3 separate regions of the Mus musculus genome follow, and all the other regions are linked to region 1. Evidence: chromatin loops called from intact Hi-C (ENCODE). Cell type or tissue: gastrocnemius. All regions are shown on one strand. Links, peaks and the distances in the headings refer to the core of each region. The heading gives the core; the rest is flanking DNA.

The links. A loop is a pair of places that touch in the nucleus more often than their neighbours do. Peaks named below come from ENCODE experiments on the same cell type or tissue, not always from the same donor. Only the 100,000 strongest peaks of a DNase experiment are listed, where the experiment ranks them.
Region 2: it touches region 1 in a loop (3-fold over the local background); 2 of 42 quality-filtered maps call a loop at or near these places.
Region 3: a loop joins it to region 1, with 7 times the contacts of the local background. A loop is called at or near these places in 21 of 42 quality-filtered maps.

What each region holds. Positions count from the first base shown.
Region 1 is chr1:59,619,191-59,626,965 of GRCm38, reverse strand. Gm973 (predicted gene 973) reads right to left here. Exons shown (of 19, transcript NM_001357842.1): 12 at 1,789-1,879. Gm33833 (a long non-coding RNA gene) reads left to right here and starts at 7,054. Exons shown (of 3, transcript XR_373431.3): 1 at 7,054-7,758. In gastrocnemius, for the core only: a CTCF peak has its summit at 3,440 (motif pointing right); DNase peaks (open chromatin) are centred at 1,365 and 3,439.
Region 2 is chr1:59,407,256-59,412,255 of GRCm38, reverse strand. All of the region lies in intron 2 of Gm33724 (a long non-coding RNA gene), which reads left to right. Among named protein-coding and RNA genes, the nearest start is that of Gm33724, 9.2 kb to the left of the region's middle. In gastrocnemius, for the core only: no CTCF peak of the experiment used is centred there; a DNase peak (open chromatin) is centred at 2,478; H3K27ac peaks cover 2,776 bases.
Region 3 is chr1:59,315,003-59,320,002 of GRCm38, reverse strand. The region is part of intron 10 of Cdk15 (cyclin-dependent kinase 15); the gene reads right to left. Among named protein-coding and RNA genes, the nearest start is that of Gm51625, 51 kb to the left of the region's middle. In gastrocnemius, for the core only: a CTCF peak has its summit at 3,082 (motif pointing left); DNase peaks (open chromatin) are centred at 3,235, 3,831 and 4,763; H3K4me3 peaks cover 568 bases; H3K27ac peaks cover 824 bases.

The sequences.
Region 1 (7,775 bases), core at 1,183-6,182:
GCCTTTGACCAAAGAAAAACAGGCTCTCCTCTATTGGGTAAAAGTTGTCCTCGGAGCCGGGCATAGTGGCGCACGCCTTTAATCCCAGCACTCGGGAGGCAGAGGCAGGCGGATTTCTGAGTTCGAGGCCAGCCTGGTCTACAAAGTGAGCTCCAGGACAGCCAGGGCTAAACAGAGAACCCCTGTCTCGAAAAAACAAAAACAAAACAAAACAAAAAAACAACAAACAAACAAACAAAAAAAGTTGTTCTCAGTAGTGGGGCTGGCAGCTCTGTGAGGGATAGACATGGAACAGTGAAGGAGGAAGGGGACACCCACCTAGCCAGCCAGATCAACTGAATCAACCCTGGAAATCAATGAATAGGGGAACATGGCGCAATCAGATCATTCTATGCCTTTAATTAACAACAGAACCACACAACTGAAATGTCCTCTATCAAAGGCTTGGCTGGAAAAAAAAAGTGGCCTTTCAGAAAGATGATCTTGGAAATATGCAGTTGTCCCAATCATTCCTTTGGCATCCCTGAGTTTCATTCTTAATTGGATTCAGCCACTACAAGGTCATGTGTGCCTTCTCTTGTGTGTCCCAGTTGTCATTGCTACCACTGACCAATGCCTGTGGGTTGCAAGGACAGCGGCAGTGATACTGTGCCTGCTGGGTGCTGGGTCTAGTCTTTCTTTTTCTTCCAATGTATTTATTGCAGTGTGCTATCCCAGGGGTTTTACTGTGGAAACTTAAAAAAAATATTTGTTGAATGAGGTATGGAATTTCCTGTAAATACATGAGTCTTTAAATCATTCAGTGTCACTCTATAAAAACCCACAGAAGTCTGGGTTAGAATTTGGTGCTAGGAAAACTTCTACTTTCCCCAAGGAACAAGTAGGCTGCAATGAGCACCACAGTCCTGACTACATTGCTGTTTTTCTCTTTTTCACTTAGGAATCTGTGTTAAATCTGAATTTTAATCACAATAACTGTAATGAAATTTGTGTAGTGCTATATCTGTTTTATTGTCCTCTTGATTAAAAAAAAGAATTGTTTGATTATTTTATTGGTTTGGCTAGGGGGAGGGGAGCTGTAATAACCTGTTTAAAATATGTTGAGGGAAAAGGGATAGAAAATTAAAACAAACAAACAGACAAACAACTCCTTTAATAGGCTACCTCCATCATCAAGGCTCTCTTCTCCTTTTGCTTCTGTTTCTGTCCAAAACCTTTTGATCTAAGAGAGTCTTTAGATTGTTGGTTTCAAGTCAACCCTGGCTCATGGAATCCACAATAGGATCTAGTTCCAGCTGGCGGCAAAGAAGTCTACAGCAAAGGCCACAACCAAAGGAGACTGAGGACAAAGGACCGTGCCAGGCTGCCTGGGCTGCAGGCCAGCAAGTTCGCAGTAAGCTCATAGGGAAGGTGTGCCTGTGTAGGCAGGGATGAGAAGACGCCAAGGTGGTGTCCGGCCAACTTTATTCTATCCAGAGTTAATGAAATTGTCCACAGTGGTTGTCCAAAGCCTTCCAGAGTCTCAGTAAACCTCAGGTGCATGGACACACAAAAAAGCTGCTTCTAGATGGTTAACATTTACCCCCCACCCTTCTACTCTAACCTAAGCTGGGGGATGTGGTTTGAAACAGCTCAATCATCAATGTGCAATCTACCTAGGGGCCTCTTTCCTTTAAACCCAACTGCCAGCATGTTATCTCGTGAAACAAAACAAAAGCCAAACAAACAAAAGCCCGAAGGCACATGGATGAAAAGGAGAGTCCAAGTCACTGTACGTTGCACACTTACATGCTCTTTAAGGTGTCAGCCTCAGAGGGCTGGTTGTACTCAGCCAGGGAAGTACTGAGGCAGGCAAGGGTCTTGTTCCTTAGTTCTGGGTCTGTGAAAACAGAGAATCCTCCATCAGCAAATGGCCCAGGCAGTTTTACCAGAAGGAAATCAGGCGAGGGGAAATGTCTATGCTAAAGCTGTACACAATGCAGATGAGAGTAACAAACCCACGTGGGGACCAAAGATGGCCTGTGGTAGGTGACATTAAACTCACTAAGGTATCCTCTAGGAAAGAGACAGTATGTGTCTAGAACCAGAAAACTATTTTAGCCTTTAAACAGGACTCTCTCCTGGCTATGTAGCAGATGGAAACAATCCGAAAAGACAAGGCAACCTTTTTGTTTGTTTGTTTGTTTGTTTGTTTTTTCCGAGACAGGGTTTCTCTGTGTAGCCCTGGTTGTCCTGGAACTCACTCTGTAGACCAGGCTGGCCTCGAGCTCAGAAATTCGCCTGCCTCCGCCTCCCAAGTGCTGGGATTAAAAGTGTGTGCCACCATACCAGGCCCGACAAGTCAACTTTTAAATATTTATTTATTTATTTATTTATTTATTTATTACACTGTAGCTGTCCTCAGACACTCCAGAAGAGGGAGTCAGATCTTGTTATGGGTGGTTGTGAGCCACCATGTGGTTGCTGGGATTTGAACTCCTGACCTTCGGAAGAGCAGTCGGGTGCTCTTACCCACTGAGCCATCTCACCAGCCCCTTAACTTTTATAAAAATGTACTTATTTTATTTGTTGGCAATGAAAAATTAGAGACAGTTTAACAGACTTGGGAAGTGACTTATACATGAGTGTGGTACTTAAATTTATAGGTAAGGGCTAGGAACAACTCACAGGTAGAATGTCTTTCTCGCTGTATTCAAACCTTGATACTACTCAGGAGATTAATAAATAGGAAAGAAAAGAAAGATAAATACTGAAAGTGTAGAAAGTATTTATGGTATAACAATAAAAAAATATAGACTATAGAAAAGTAGAAAAGTGATAGAATTCATTAAAACCTAGAGAAGGATTGCTTCGCATACCAGGCCGGCCAGAGTGAACATTCACACCCATCTCAAAAATCAAACAACAATCACAAAAAAACTAGATGGCTAAGGATTGGAAGAGAAAATAGACAAAAGAATATTATGTTAGATTAGAAGATTTAAGTATGTTTAAATTGTTTCCTTAAAAGCCCAGTGTGGTTATAACACTAAAAGCAAACTGCTTTAAACAGTGTTCAGTTTGATAGTGCTCCCCGACCCCCAGGGTTCCTTTGTAACTGGGCTCCCGTTGGCCATTCTCGCACACTGAGGTAATACTCTCACACACATCACCTCCAGCCTTTGGAGTGGGGAGAGTCTATAAGTGTCCAATGTAACTGAGAAATGTACCTGAGAGTTTCTTTTGCTTTCTATATGGGATATTATTGGGTAGTAGGAGATGATTATAGTACCTAAGGTATCTCCATGACAAGGGGACCTCTGTGAGAATTTCTTTATTGAACATGGCTGCCTGGGAGTAGGGAAGGAGAGGGGATGGGGCATGACACATTCTCATTGAAGGCATGCTCTGCCTTGTACTATTTTTCTGAGCTTGGGTACAGAGCACATGATGACCACCAGAGGGCGCAATTGTACCATCCAGAAGTGGAGGCTTACACTGGTGTTACTCCACCCTGTATGATCAGAACTGATCTGTGTGAGCTAGAGAAGGGGGTTTCTTTCCCTTAGGAAAATAACTTGGTATTTAGGCATTGAATTTTGACATCTATAAAATAAACGATGCAGGGTGTAGAACAAAAACCTTGTATACTCATTACCCATGGACTTTCTATTTAGTCGTGTAAGATTTGAATAGTCTCACATATTTGATTCACATTTTTCCAATAATGAAATGAAGCATTTATTTATGAAGAATCATGGCTTTATGGAAGAAAAGAAAGAGACATATGGAAGAGCCAGTGGTATTACGCATCAAGAGAGCAAGCTAGGGAAGCTGAATTTGATTTATAACAACTTGCTCTCGAAGCCATTAACCCACTGAGGGAACTACACTAAGCTTTCACAAGAGAGGTGTCCCTGTGATCGAATTACCTTTGATTTGGTCTCACTATGTAGCCCAGGCTTGCCTGGAACTCAGTCTTCCTGTTTCAGCTTTCCAACTGTGGGATTGAAGATGTGTGTCAGCTCATCTGATGGGACTTTTATGATTGCTTCAAATTGATAGATTAATTTATGGATCATTGTCTTGTCTTGTCTTGTCTTGCCTTTGCTTGCTTGCTTGCTTTCTTTCTTTCTCTTTCTCCCTCCCTCCCTTCCTCCCTTCTTCCCTCCTTCCTTCCCTTCCTCTCTCTCTCCCTCCATCTCTTCCTTCCTTCCAGAAAGAACCTTGCAGCTAGGCTGTGGTGCACACCTTTAATCCCAGCACTCAGAGACAGAGGCAGGCAGATCTCTGTGAGTTCAATACCAGCCTGGTCTACAGATGGAGTTCCCGTAGAACTCCCTGTCTCGGGGGAAAAAAAAAACCAAAAAAACCCCAAAATAGATAAAATAAATAAATAAATAAAAATAGTAAAAGAAAGAAAGAAAGAAGCTTGCTAGGTCCCCCAGGCTGGTCCTAAATGCCACTGCACCCTTTTTAGAATTGTCATCTTTATGGTAACAGCTCTTCCTATCTGTGCTTGCTATATCCAGGGTTATATAGAAGATTATATTTATTCATGTCTATTTTTATTTATTAAAATGAAATCATTTTTCATGTATTATCTTAAAATTATATTTTCCATATATATGTCCACAAGTTAATAATTAGCAATGATTATCTCTGAAAACTAGATCTCTGTGGGGGCTGCAGGGAACCAGCTCATTGAAAACTGATCCATAAATGGAAAGATTGATCAACTGTCCTGCCTCCTTATGTAAACTATACCACTGGCTAAGGGGAATATTCCTCTTTGTTGGCATCTCCCAACTAGTAAATGAGGAAGCACTGATAGAATTCCATCTGGCATTATTTTCGCCAGCCCCAGGACTGATGGATCTATAACTACTGGCATCAAAAAGAGACAAGTGAACATTCTGTGTCCTGAGAGACACAGAACTGGCCTTGCCAAACGGAAGAATGAAACCTGAATCTGATTAAGTCTCTAGACTCAAGGACTGAGTAACAGGAAATAGAAAAGCCATGAAACACAAGAACCCACAACAGGAGGACACAGCAGAATCAACACCATGGGAAACAGGACCAAGTGACCCAATTTTCTGAGCATAAACTAAAAGACGAAATAAACTAAAGTTAGGAATAAATAAACTAAAATTAGAAAGTAGAGTGGAATCTATAATTTAAATGACACATAGATCATATTAACTAATTATAATTAACTCAAAATTTACAACCGTAAAACAAGTAAGAACTTGAAAACTATGAAAACATCGTCAGTATACTTAAGAATTCTTTGGATTTTTAGGTGCCATAATGTCTTAGTTATGTTTCTACTGCTGTGATGAAACATCATGATAAAAGCAACTTGGGGAGAAAGGGTTTACATATCCTGAGTCACAGTCTATTGGGGGAAGCCCAGGTAAGAACTCAAATAGAGCAGGAACCTGCAGGCAGGAGCTGATGCCGAGGCCATGGAAGGGTGCTTCTTACTGTCTTGATCCCCATGGCTTGCTCAGCCTGCTTCCTTATAGAACCCAGGACCACAAGCCCAGGGATGACCCCACCCACAATGGGCTGGGCCCTCTCCCATTAATCACCAATTAAGAAAATGCCCTGTAGGCTTACCTGTAGTTGGACTTTATGGAGGCATTTTCTGTTGAGAGTTGGTCTGGTGCTGTGTCTACAAATGCTAAATTCTGAACCCCAAGATCTGGTTGCCACTGGTGAGCAGATTCTCACATACGTTTGTTGTATAAACCTTGCTCCCCAATTTAAAGCTATTGGTTAAATAAAAGGGACTACAGATAATTACTGGGGAGAATAGAGGTACTTTGGTTACTACTGGGCTGAGGGTCTCAAGTAAGGACCACGAGGAGAGAGGAGGAGGAAGGAGAAAGAGAATGGAGGAGAAGGAGAAAGAAAGACAGAGAAAATGAGGTCTCCATTAGGTGAGATGGACCAGGAACACATGGCCAAACTCTATGTCCCTTGATGGCGCAGAAATAACCTAGGCAAGACTCAAACAGCAAGTACTTAGGGAGCATGGCTGGGGAGTTAGCAGTCTGTGTATAGACAATAGATTGGGTGTAATTGTGCTAAGGTGGCCGGGTCATATTAATAATGAATATTTATTAAATAGCATTTAAAAGTGCCATTTACATCCCCCTTTCTGGTGACTACAGCTTGTGTCAAGTTAATATGAAACTAGACAAGAAAAATGACCTCACAGTTACGTCAAGAGTCCTTTCTTGTTTTGTTTTGTTTTGTTTTTCTAGAACTGTGTGGGTTAAATGGGTTAAATGATATAAGCCTGGAATTGATTTAAAAGTGATAAGAAAGAGAGGATGGAGTTGGTGTTATATGGAGAATGTTGGCCAATGAGAGTGTTGTTTCTCCAAGCTATTCTCTAATGGGGGCATGACTCTCTGTACTGTCCTGGTGCCTTTGTATACACTTAGGGTTTTCCATAATAATGGTTAATTTTAAATTCAACTTATGCTTATTATCTTGTCAGCTCTATGTCAACTTGACATGAGCTGTAGTTATCTAAAAGAAGGGAACCTCAATTGAGAAAATACCTCCATAAGATCTGGCTGTAAAGCCTTTTCTTGGTTAGTGATCAGGGGAAGGGGCTCAGCCCATTGTGGGTGGAGCCATTCCTGGGCTAGTGGTCCTGGGTTCTATAAGAAAGCAGACTGAGCAAGTCATGTGAACCAAGCCAGTAAGCAGCACCCCTCCATGGCCTCTGCATCAGCTCCTGCCTCCAGGTTCCTGCCCTGTTTGAGCTCCTGTCCTGACTTTCTTCCATGATGAACAACAATATGGAAGTGGGAGCCCAATAAACCCTTTCCTTCCCAACTTGCTTTTTGGTCATGGTGTTTTGTTGCAGCAACAGAAACCCTGTCACCCACCCTGGGGACACACATCTGAAATCCCAGATCTTGGGAAGCAGAGTCGGGAGGCAAGGTCATCTTCCTCTATATAGTGAGTTCCAAACTGTCCTGGGCAACATGAGTCCCTGTTTCAAAGAAACAAAGCAAAACAAAAACAAAGAAAAGGAAAAGTACTTCATTTACATTTGGTGTCTTGAAAGGCTATCCAACTGATTTTACAAATCTGTGTATAGTAATCAGTCTATTTGTTTTTAATGTCTTGTCTGTTATGATTTGGGTAGTAAATGCCTCTCACGAGTTATGTGCTAAAAAAGGTATTTGCCACGAGCCTGTGCTGATAGTGGAAGGTAGTAATACCTTTAGAATTTGAGCCTAGGGGAAGAAAGGTTATGGGGTGTAGATATTGAGACTCCTGTTCCTTCTTTTTTTTCTCTACTTCCCACTCCGCCCCATGCTCTCTGCCATGATGTTCTGCTTTCTACAGCCCAAAGCAAGAGGCGTGTGACCAGGGATTGAACCCCCTGCAACTGAAACCAACTAAAGCTTCCATTCTTATCTCTGACACAAATCCGACGAACATCAGTACAGTCCTATGTGATAACATCATCTGGAATACTGAGAATCATCTACTCCTTCCGGTCCACTCACCACCACCTCTTTCGGGTCGCTCATCATCTCCTACTTCCGGTCAGTTCACCATCTCCACTTCCGGCCCTCTCAGCATCCCCTACTTCCGGTCCGCTTACCATCTCCTCCTCCTGGTCAGCTCTTGCCTTTTTCCCTTGCAGAGCTGATGAGGGCAGTGGACATGTTGGCAGAAAAATGAAGGAGGGTGTCTGCATCCTGATCCTTTCTCTAGAGAGATGGCTTCTGAAATTTCACTCAGGTGTGATGCTTGACGGC
Region 2 (5,000 bases), core at 1-5,000, 210 kb after region 1:
GGTCACAAGCCAGGACACCTGCACCCCCCACCTCCCATGCCATCTCACCGTGTAGCCCTAGTTGGCCAGTACTTGCTAGGCAATCCAGGCTGGCCTTGAGTTTTCAGCAGTCCTCCAGCCTCAGCCCCCCTCCCCCCCCCCAGCAGTGGGATTACAGGCATGTGCCGCCAAACCTGAATAAACTTTTCACTTTATTTTGTAATTTAATACCTATATGCCTTTATGATATAACAAAATAAATCAATATTCATACACAATGTGTAGTAGTCAAATCAGGGTAAAATAAGGATTTCTGTCTTCTCAAATAGTATTTCTATTTGCTGGAAAACATTGCTTGCTCTCTTTTTTAGATTTATTTATTTTTATGTGTATATGGGAGTTTTGCCTGCATGTATGTTTGCCCACCATGAGTCCCATGGAAGCCAGAACTGGACAAGAATTATGGATACTTGTGAGCCAGCATATGTGTTCTGGGAACCAACTGTATCTTCTGCAAAGACAAGTGTTCTTAGCTGCTTAGCCATCTCTCCAGTCCCTTCTCTTTTACTCTGAAACACTGTTGTAGACTGTGGTTAGCCAACTCTACAGTAGAACACCAGAACTTTTAAGTCTTTGTACCCAGCTCTGTTTTGTTGGCCTATAAACTGATTTCTTTCAGTTCCCATGTGATTCTGTACCTTTCCACTTTTTTAGTAACTGCTATCCCACTCTCTTGCTTAAGATCAATATTAAATCACTACAAACAAACAAATAAGAACATGAAGTAAGTCTCTCTGTGGCTGCCTAGTTTCACTTGTCCATCAGTCCTTTCATCTTTGGTGTAAGTGACAGGACTTCAGTTTTTTATGGCTCAGTAACAGTGTTAGGCACATATGTCTTACTTTCTTCATTCATTCACACTTTGATGGGCAGCTTGGTTGGTACCAGATCTTGGCTACTGGGAATGGTGCTGTGCTTAGCATAAGAGCACAGGTGTCTCCTTCATGTAAGAGTTAATTTCTTTGCATAAATACTTGGTTGTGAGAGTGCCAGTTCGTAGGGGAGTTCAAGGGTTCTCGACCTTCCTAATACTGTGAGCCTTTTAATACAGTTCCTCATGTTGTGGTGACTCTCAGCCAGAACATTGTTTTTGTTGCTACTTCATAACTGTCATTTTGCTACTGTTATTAATAGAAATGTTAGGCAAGATATCTGATATGTGACTCTCAAAGGAGTCGTGACTCACAGAGTTCTTGAGAACTGCCGGTGTAAAGAAACCTCCATAAGTGTTTTAGTTAGGATTTCTACTGATGCCATGACCAAAAACAACGTGCAAGAATGGGTTTATTTCACTTATTTATTATTTATTTATTTACATTCTACCCTACACTTTCAGGTAATAGTTTATAACTGAGAAGTCAGGGCAAGAACCTGGAGTCATGAACAGAGGCAAAAGCCATGGAGGGATGCTGTTTACTGGCTTGCTCCTCACAGCTTGCTCAGCCTGCTTTCTTGTAGAACCCAGGACCACCTGCCCAGGGGTGGCCCCACCCATAGTGAGCTGGGCTCCCCCACATCAACCATTGATCAAGAAAATACCCCTGCAGATTTGCCCCCAGGCCAGTCCTATGGAGACATTTTCTCAGTGAAGATCCCCTCTTCCCAGCTGTGACAGGAACCACCCAGCACAGTTTTCCAGTGGCCATTCCCACCGTGCATGTTTGAGTTTTCCTTCCTCTGTGTTCTCACCAGCATTTGCTACTTAGTCCTTTGAATCACAGCCATTGTGACTGGGTTGAGGTACTGGCTCTCTGTCCCTTTGATTTACAATTCTGCTTAGTGATACTGAGCGTCTTAATCTAACTTGGGGTCATTTGTGTGTCTTCAGACCATTTGCCAGAGTTTTGATTGGAGTTCTTCGTTGTGCTGTTCTTTAGTTATTATAATATCTGAATGTGTAGCCTTCTCTGTTGGACAGTTTGCAAATAACTCCTCTCAGTGTGTGGGTTGTCCCTTCACTCTGATACCCGTTTCCCTCACTGTGTAGAAGCCTCTTAGTTGGATATAATCCCATTAGTATGTTTTTACTTTTGCCTGTGGTTTTGGGAGTCTTATCCTAAAAGTATCTACTCTGATCACATGTCTTGAAGCATTTCCTTTGTGTTTTCTTCTAGTAAGTTCAAAGTTTCAGGTCTTAATTTAAGTCTTTGATTCTTTCGAGTTGTTTTTTGTATATCATGAGAGGGAGGAATTTAGGTTTCATTCCACATGTACTGCCTGACTCTTGCCCAAAAAAATGTTGTGGCAGCCACATTCTCAGCAGTGGGTGGGAAAGCCAGTCTCCCCACACCCTCTCTTTTGGAAAGCAGTTGTTGATTACCAAGCAGACTTGCTTATAGGGACGCAGTGAGCCCGTATCAGTTAATTACTTTCAGATATGTGACACCCACAGGACATCTGCTCTTAAGTGACAGCTGAGACTGGCCTGGTGAGACTCTGGCGTTCTGCCAAAGCTCTGGAACCTGACTTCTGACTCGTGACCTTCTTGCTGCTCCTTAGATGGTTTCTGCAGCTCGTTTCACCGATACACCCACAGTGACAGACCTTGTCCAGCCTGTGCTGACTGACTGATGGAGCTTCTTAGAACATTCCCCACGTTTCTCAAGCTTGTCCTTGGAATATTCTGGAAGCTTTTCTTCCTTTCTCCCTCCTTCCCTTCCTTCCTTCCTTCCTTCCTTCCTTCCTTCCTTCCTTCCTCCCTCCCTCCCTCCCTCCCTCCCTCCCTCCCTCCCTCCCTTTCTTCCTTCTTTCCTTTCTTCTTTCCTTCCTCTATCTTTCTGGTGACAGTAGAGCATGGTAGATTCTGGGTTTGAATCCTGCTTTTAACTGTGTGACCTTGGGCAGGTGACTTTCCCTTTCTGTTCATTGGATTTGTTTCTTCATGTGCCAAAATGGGAGTAATAATCATATCTGCCCCACTGTTCTTGTGAGGCCTAGGGCAGGTGAAACAGACAAAGAGACCTTTGTGGGAACAAGAGATACAGGTTCTCACACCCTTAATCCACAAAGCCTGCTACCCACCAGGAATCTCTCTTTTCTTGTCAACAGTGAATGAAATGTGACGGTCCCTCCGATGTCTGCTCTCTTATCTTATCGAGAGAGAGAGAGAGAGAGAGAGAGAGAGAGAGAGAGAGAGAGAGAAACAACACCCCTCTAGATACGGGAGGATGCCAAGATGTCTCCAAGGATGAGCTGCCGCCGATCTGTATCTTACATGAGAAAAATCTCCTTAAAGTTTGAGGAAGAGATTTCTTTAAAAATACCATCTTCACGACTAACAAAAATCACCCACATCAGACCACTCTGACAGCTGATAAGAAGCCTGCTCTCTGTCAGTCGCAACTCGAGTCTCCCGAAATCAGTGCAGGCCTCTTCCTTAACCCATTTTTCCTTTAATTAGAACTTTTTGCCTGAGACTTTCTGATCTAGATTTAGTTTTTATTTCCATAATAACTGGGACACACACACACACACACACACAAAAAGCCGGGCGTGGTGGTGCAGATTTCTGAGTTCGTGGCCAGCCTGGTCTACAAAGTGAGTTCCAGGACAGCCAGGGCTATACAGAGAAACCCTGTCTCAAAAAACAAAAACAAAAAAAAACCAAAAAAAAAAAAGCAAAACAAAAAAACAAAACAAAAAACAAAAAACAAAACTGGGACAAGGTTTCTTTAAGTTGGTATCAGAGGCAACCCAGACCAAGCGTTGAGACAAATGGAGCCTCCAGTCAGTATATAATAGATATAGCTATGATCTTGGGAGAGGTCATTTTCCAAACGTTTCTTTTCTTCAGCTCAGCAGTTGTACTTGTTGGGGAAGAATAAGACCCAGAAAAAAAGGCGCGCGAGAGAGTGTGTGTGTGTGTGTGTGAATATCTGCACATGTGGTTCATATATATATATATATATATATATATATATATATATATGTATGAGTGTGTGTATATTGTATATGTATGAGTGTGTATGTGTGTATGAATGTGTGTGTGAATATATTTGTGTATGGTGTGTGTGTATGTGTGTTATGTGTGAATATCTATGTGTGTTGTGTATGTGAATATGTGTATGTATGCATGTGTCAGTGTGTATGTATGAGTGTGTATATTGTATATGTGTGTGTATGAGTGTGTATGTGTGTATGAATGTGTGTGAATATCTATGCATATGGTATATGTGTATGTGTGTTATGTGTGAATATCTGTGTGTGTGGTATATTTGAATGTGTATGTATATTTGAATGTGTATGTATTTGAATGTGTATGTATGTATGTATGTGTCAGTGTGTATGTATGAGTGTGTATATTGTATATGCATATGTCTGTGTAAAAGTGTGTATGTGTGTTTGAATGTGTGTGTGAATATCTGTGTGTATGGTGTGTGTGATGTGTGTATGTATATGTCAGTGTGTATGTGTCTGTGGTGTGTATATGTGTATGTGCAAGTATGTATGTGTATATGTGTGCGAGTGTATGTGTGTGTGTGTGTATGTATGAGCGAATGTACGAGTGTGTATCTGTGTGTGAGTCTGTGAGTGTATGAATGTATGTGTTAGTATACATGTGTATACATGCATGCATGTGTATGTATGTATATATATGTCTGTTAGAGTGTATGTATGAGTGTGTATGTATGTGTGTATGTGAATGTATATTTGTGTGTGAATGTTTTGTATGTGAGTGCGTGTATGAGTATGTGTGGTATGTATGTGTATATGAGTATATGTGTATATTTGTATGTGTAAAACAGGCTAGCTGGGTGTGGTGGGTCATGCCTCTAATACCATTTGAGAAACTGAGGCAGGAAAATTGCTGTGAGTTCCAACCCAGCCCTGGCTATAGAGTGAGAGAGACCTTTTCAAAAAAACTTACAGTAAATTAGTCAATCAATTAAATAAATACAGGCCAAAGATGGATACTTTTGTGTGTTAGAAAGTATCAGAAGTAAGAGAAGCTAGTGAGGCCC
Region 3 (5,000 bases), core at 1-5,000, 310 kb after region 1:
GGGTGACCCAGCTGCTGTACATGGTGTGCACAAACTCTACTTCTGTCCCTTACTGTCTAACTGGCTCACTTCCCTATTTCCTGACCTTTGTTCTTGAAAGCAAGAATCTATACTATGATGCTTTATTTTGTCTACCATCACTAAATAGTTGCTGATGAATGATGGACTAAACAAATTGAAATGAAATAAATTTACCACCTCTTTCTTGCAAAACTCACCTGTGTGTCTATTTCTGTGTCTTCTGGCAGTGGGAAAGGGACCTCTGATTTGAGCCAGTTCTATGACATTTAGTGTTTTTAAAACCATTCCTGGAACTTGGAAGGAATGAGGCAGACCTTAACTTTGTCTTTATTTTTTTAATATTTGACAGCATTCCTCTTAATAAATAAAAATTATAATCTGGTTATGGTGGTACATTCCTGTAATCCCAGCACTTGGGAGGCTGAGGCAGGAGGGTTGTAAATTCACAGACAATCTAGGCTACAAAGTGAGTAGCAGGCTACCCAGAGCTACAAAGCAGACCCTGTATTGAAAAAAAAAAAACAAATAAAATACTGTACTGTACATATACATGCATGGTTTTACATTAAAAATAGCTTTACCTGCTTTTGCTTGTAATTTTTCCTAACCTTAATTACTTTATGGAGTGGGAGTAGAGATCATCTACTCCCACTCCATAAAAACTAATAATTGCTACCAAATAAATTAAAGATGAGAAAACCAAAAATAAATGTGGAAACTAGAAGAAACTATTAATAAAGATCAAAGTGGGCTGTGTATCTAAATTAATTTCACTGACTGGTGTGGGGGACGGGTTAATAAAGATGTTAATAGAAACTCCCCAGGCGCTTTCTGCAGCACTCCTGAAGTGATATCATAATGAGTCCAATCAGAGCTCATAGATCCCGAGAATGCCTGTGGCTTCATTAGCAGCAGCGAGGGAGGACCACTGAAGCCCCAGGAAAGAGACCGCACTTGACAGTATGTTCCAGAAGCCAAGCTCAGCTTCAGAAATCCAGGCTTGGTGGAAAGATGTCATCAGGAAATATATCCCTAGCTTGTCCTCCTGTGCAGGGCATTGTTTAATTACCAAGCAATATGTATAGCTTGATAATGAATGCATACAGAAAGCTGTTAGGGTGATTGCCTCGGGGCCCAATGAGTCTGGATATTCTGAGTCAACTGCTTCCTGGCTAGGTGACCCTGGGACAGATATCTGACTCTTAAAGCTACAGCTCTCATCTATAAAGTGTGGATAGGGGCTGGAAGAACTGGCTCAGCCATTAAAGGCTAGGCTCACAACGAAAACAAAGTATGGATGGTAACATTGCTGCCATTTGATAAGGTGGTTATGAATCAAAGCAAGATGGCTTCATTTTACAACTATCTACTGATTAATTTCATGTACCAGTTAAGGGGCATGTGCAAAATTCTTCTGGAAGGACTAGAAGTCACTGGCTTGGCCTCTAGGAAATTCTAGAAATCTTTTTCTTGTAACATATTTTAGCAAAAAAAGCAGTGGCGATGCCGACACAGCGGATTTACGTGGCCCTGCTGCGTTCCTGGCAGGCGAGTAATGAGGGTTCTTCTAGGGAAGGCTCTGCAGGCACAAGGTGGGTAGGCATATGATGGCAGTTTAGATGTGGGGAACGGACAGGTACAGGCTTAACAGGCACTCAGACACACATAGGTAGGTGCTTAAAAACCTGAACATCAACTTTAACGATGTGGGAATCCAGACAACGTTTGGGCCCACGCAAGGCAAACTAAAAGTCAGTTGTGGTGCCTCAAGGTACGCTGGGCTTCCTGAAAGAGGCCAGGATCCCCAAGGTTCTAACTATAAAGAAAAGAGACAGTGTGTTCTTCAACACCCGTCGTGGTAGCTATACCATGGTGGGTCACTGAGCAGCTGGCCTCGAACACTGTGGCAACAAGAATGGAAGCATAGCTTTGGTGGGGCTTTTCTGAGAAGCTAGGCTCTGTGGCAGATACAGTTCAATGATAATTTTTCAGTACTGTGCTGTAAAAAGATTCAGGGAAACAATATGATAAAGAGAAATAGAGCAAAGCTGGATACTGACTCCCGTCCTTTTCAGTCAGGAAACGTCTCTCTGTGAGCCTGGGAAAGCATGTCCTCACCTGTCCTCCAACACTGACCCAGGCAAGTAGCAGTAGAGATTAGCAATTATGTGCAATAAATATTATATATAATATGTAGTATACTGTATATATGTATCATTACATATTGTGCATATACTTATGTATACTTCCTGGTACACAGGGAATATGTTTTAAATGATAGGCTAGCTCCCATTTTATGGCTCAGAGAACTGAAAGTAAAAAACTCCCTCAAGTTCTCCCAGACAATAAATGGAGGAACTTGGACTTTCCACTCAGAAGGTAGCTCCCTCCCTCTGAGTTCAGCCCAGGAAATCTCTCTCTCTCAGCAAGTTACTCATGGCTGCAGCTGACACCAGAGCAGAGGCAGTGTTAGCCTGGATTCTGCGATTTGCTCAGAGTTCTCTGAACCAACACATTAATGGTTTTTTATCCCTTTTGGGGAGAGGATGATTTTCAGTCCAGTATTTGTCTCCTGCATGACTCCCACAGCTCTTACACTGTTATATATATATGTATACATATATATATATACACATACATACATATATATATATATACATACATACATATATATGCCATATATATGCCATATATATGCCATATATATACATACATATCTATATCTATACCATATATATGAAATGATAATTACATAATTCCCCTCCTCCCTTTCCTCCTTCCAACTTTGTACATGTATCTCCCCATGCCTCCCTCTCCCTCTCCTTCTCCTTCTTCCTCTCTTTCTCCCTCTCCCTCTCTCAAATTCAAGATCTATCCCTAAATACATAAATACAACATGCTTAGTCCATTTAATGTTACCTGTATGTACAATCAGCCCTGAGATCATATACATGCAGGGAACATCTTAAAGTGGTTTTACAGTCAGAAGGAGAATTCAGGAGTGAAGCTCCACCATCTGACTAGATTGCTGCTGTCCTTCCCAGTTATTTCTTGCTTCCACCTAGTGGTTAAAAGTTGCAAAAGCAAGCATACCAAAAAAAAAAAATCAAAAAAACAAAACACAACAGGGTGTGGGCAAGGGCACAGATGGATTCCGGTGCCTGTGCCTCTGGGCTTTTTCTGCGTGCAGCTTTTTTTTTTTTTTTTTTTTTTTTTGCCTTTTTGACTTCCACTAAGTTCCCCCAGTGAAAAAACTCCCCAGATGAGGTGCTCTTTCCTGGAACTGAAAACCAGCCTAATCCCGGATGCTTCCCTGTGGCTGAGCTCATGAGGAAATCAGGCGTGCTTTTCAGCAGATATTTCTTTAAAAGTCCTAACAGCCTCAGTGGATGCTGCTCCCTTCTCTATGGGAACAGGCATCAAAGAGACAGGAGTAAAGTGCTTTGCACGCACATCAGGAACTAATTGCCAATTTGGCAAATGCATTGACTAATGTCACGCACTGTTATTTCTAAATCCTCTCCTGTCCTTGACCCCCAGTATCTAGATGTAAACTTGGAACCATTAGTGAAGAAGGATAAAGTCTTCTGGTGCCTCAAATGGAATTGAGAGGGATTTAAACTCAGCGCTTTTGAGCGTGGTGAAATGAACTCAGCAGTACCTTAATGCTAGGATTTGAGCTCACCCAGCGTGAGAGCTTTCAAAAACTGTGTTTAAGGAAGCAAACAGAGCCCGGCAGACCCTTTCAGGGGAGCAAACAGGGCTGGACCGAACAGTCAGTGACACATTAAAAACCACAACTGCGCTGTGATCATGTGGGCAGAAGAAAAAGTTCCTCTTTATCACAAGATCTTTGCATCTAATGAGACGGTGCCTGGACTGCCTCCAGAGAAGCAGGCCTCCGTATATGTTAACAGAGACACGTCTAAATATTTAGCTGATTCCCTGAAAAGCCCTATGTGATTTTGAAGCAAACAGGTCTCCAAGGTAAGACCTTGTCGTCTGTTGCCATTGAAAATCTAGACAAAAAGGGGACTTGGAAAAGAAAAATTAAATATATATATATATATATATATATATATATATATATATATATATATATATATATATATATATATATATATATATATCGTGATCAAAAGCATGAATGCTACCATTTCATTTTCTCTCAGAATGAACTATATTTTAATGCCCTTCAAGGGCTTAGGACAAACACCACAGCAGTTGTTACATTGTCTCAACTGAGTCTGTTTCTCTTCTCTGGTAGGCTTTCTGTCTGGATAGGGAAACCCGCACTGTGTGGGTGGGCATAGCCTCTGTTTAGTTGGCCTCAGAATGCCTGAGGTTCCAATGACTCTGAGTGCATTTTCTTGTGAATGGAGGGAGGAGGTACCAAGGCTGGGGGAACTTTGTAAAAACATCTAAAGGCTTCTGTTGCTCAAATTCACACTACTGTCTCTCGGTTAATAGACCTTAGCCAAGATGAACATCTGGTTTGTTCTAAGCCTCTGGGTTCTCCAGTGCCACAAACCCAGCCCAGATAGCCTTGTCAGTTGGGGCTTTAACCTCTTCAGACATTGGGGTAGAAGAATTCCCTTTAGGACTCTATCTTTGCTTGGGGCTGCTTAGGGAGAGTCACTAAAATCTCCCCCTCCCCCATGCAGGCCAGCAGCCTCAGTGCCGTCAGCTTGATTAATGTGTCTTGGCTAATTGTGTGAAAGATAGCAGCCCTTTAATGAGTGTGACCAGTGTATTGTTCAGCCAATCATAGACACCTCCGTTAGCATGTGAAAGGGGGGTGCCTTGCAGGAGGAGGCTAGGGAGTGCTGGAGGCTGAGTCAAAGGATGAGAGTTTGGGGTGGGGTGGGGGTGAAGAGCAACACCCACTCCTTTGAGGGGAAGTTACCGTGCTCTGCTAACCCTGCAAACCTCCTAGTCAAAGAGCTTTTTCTCCTCCCTCTTTTTTCAAGATCTGTTTT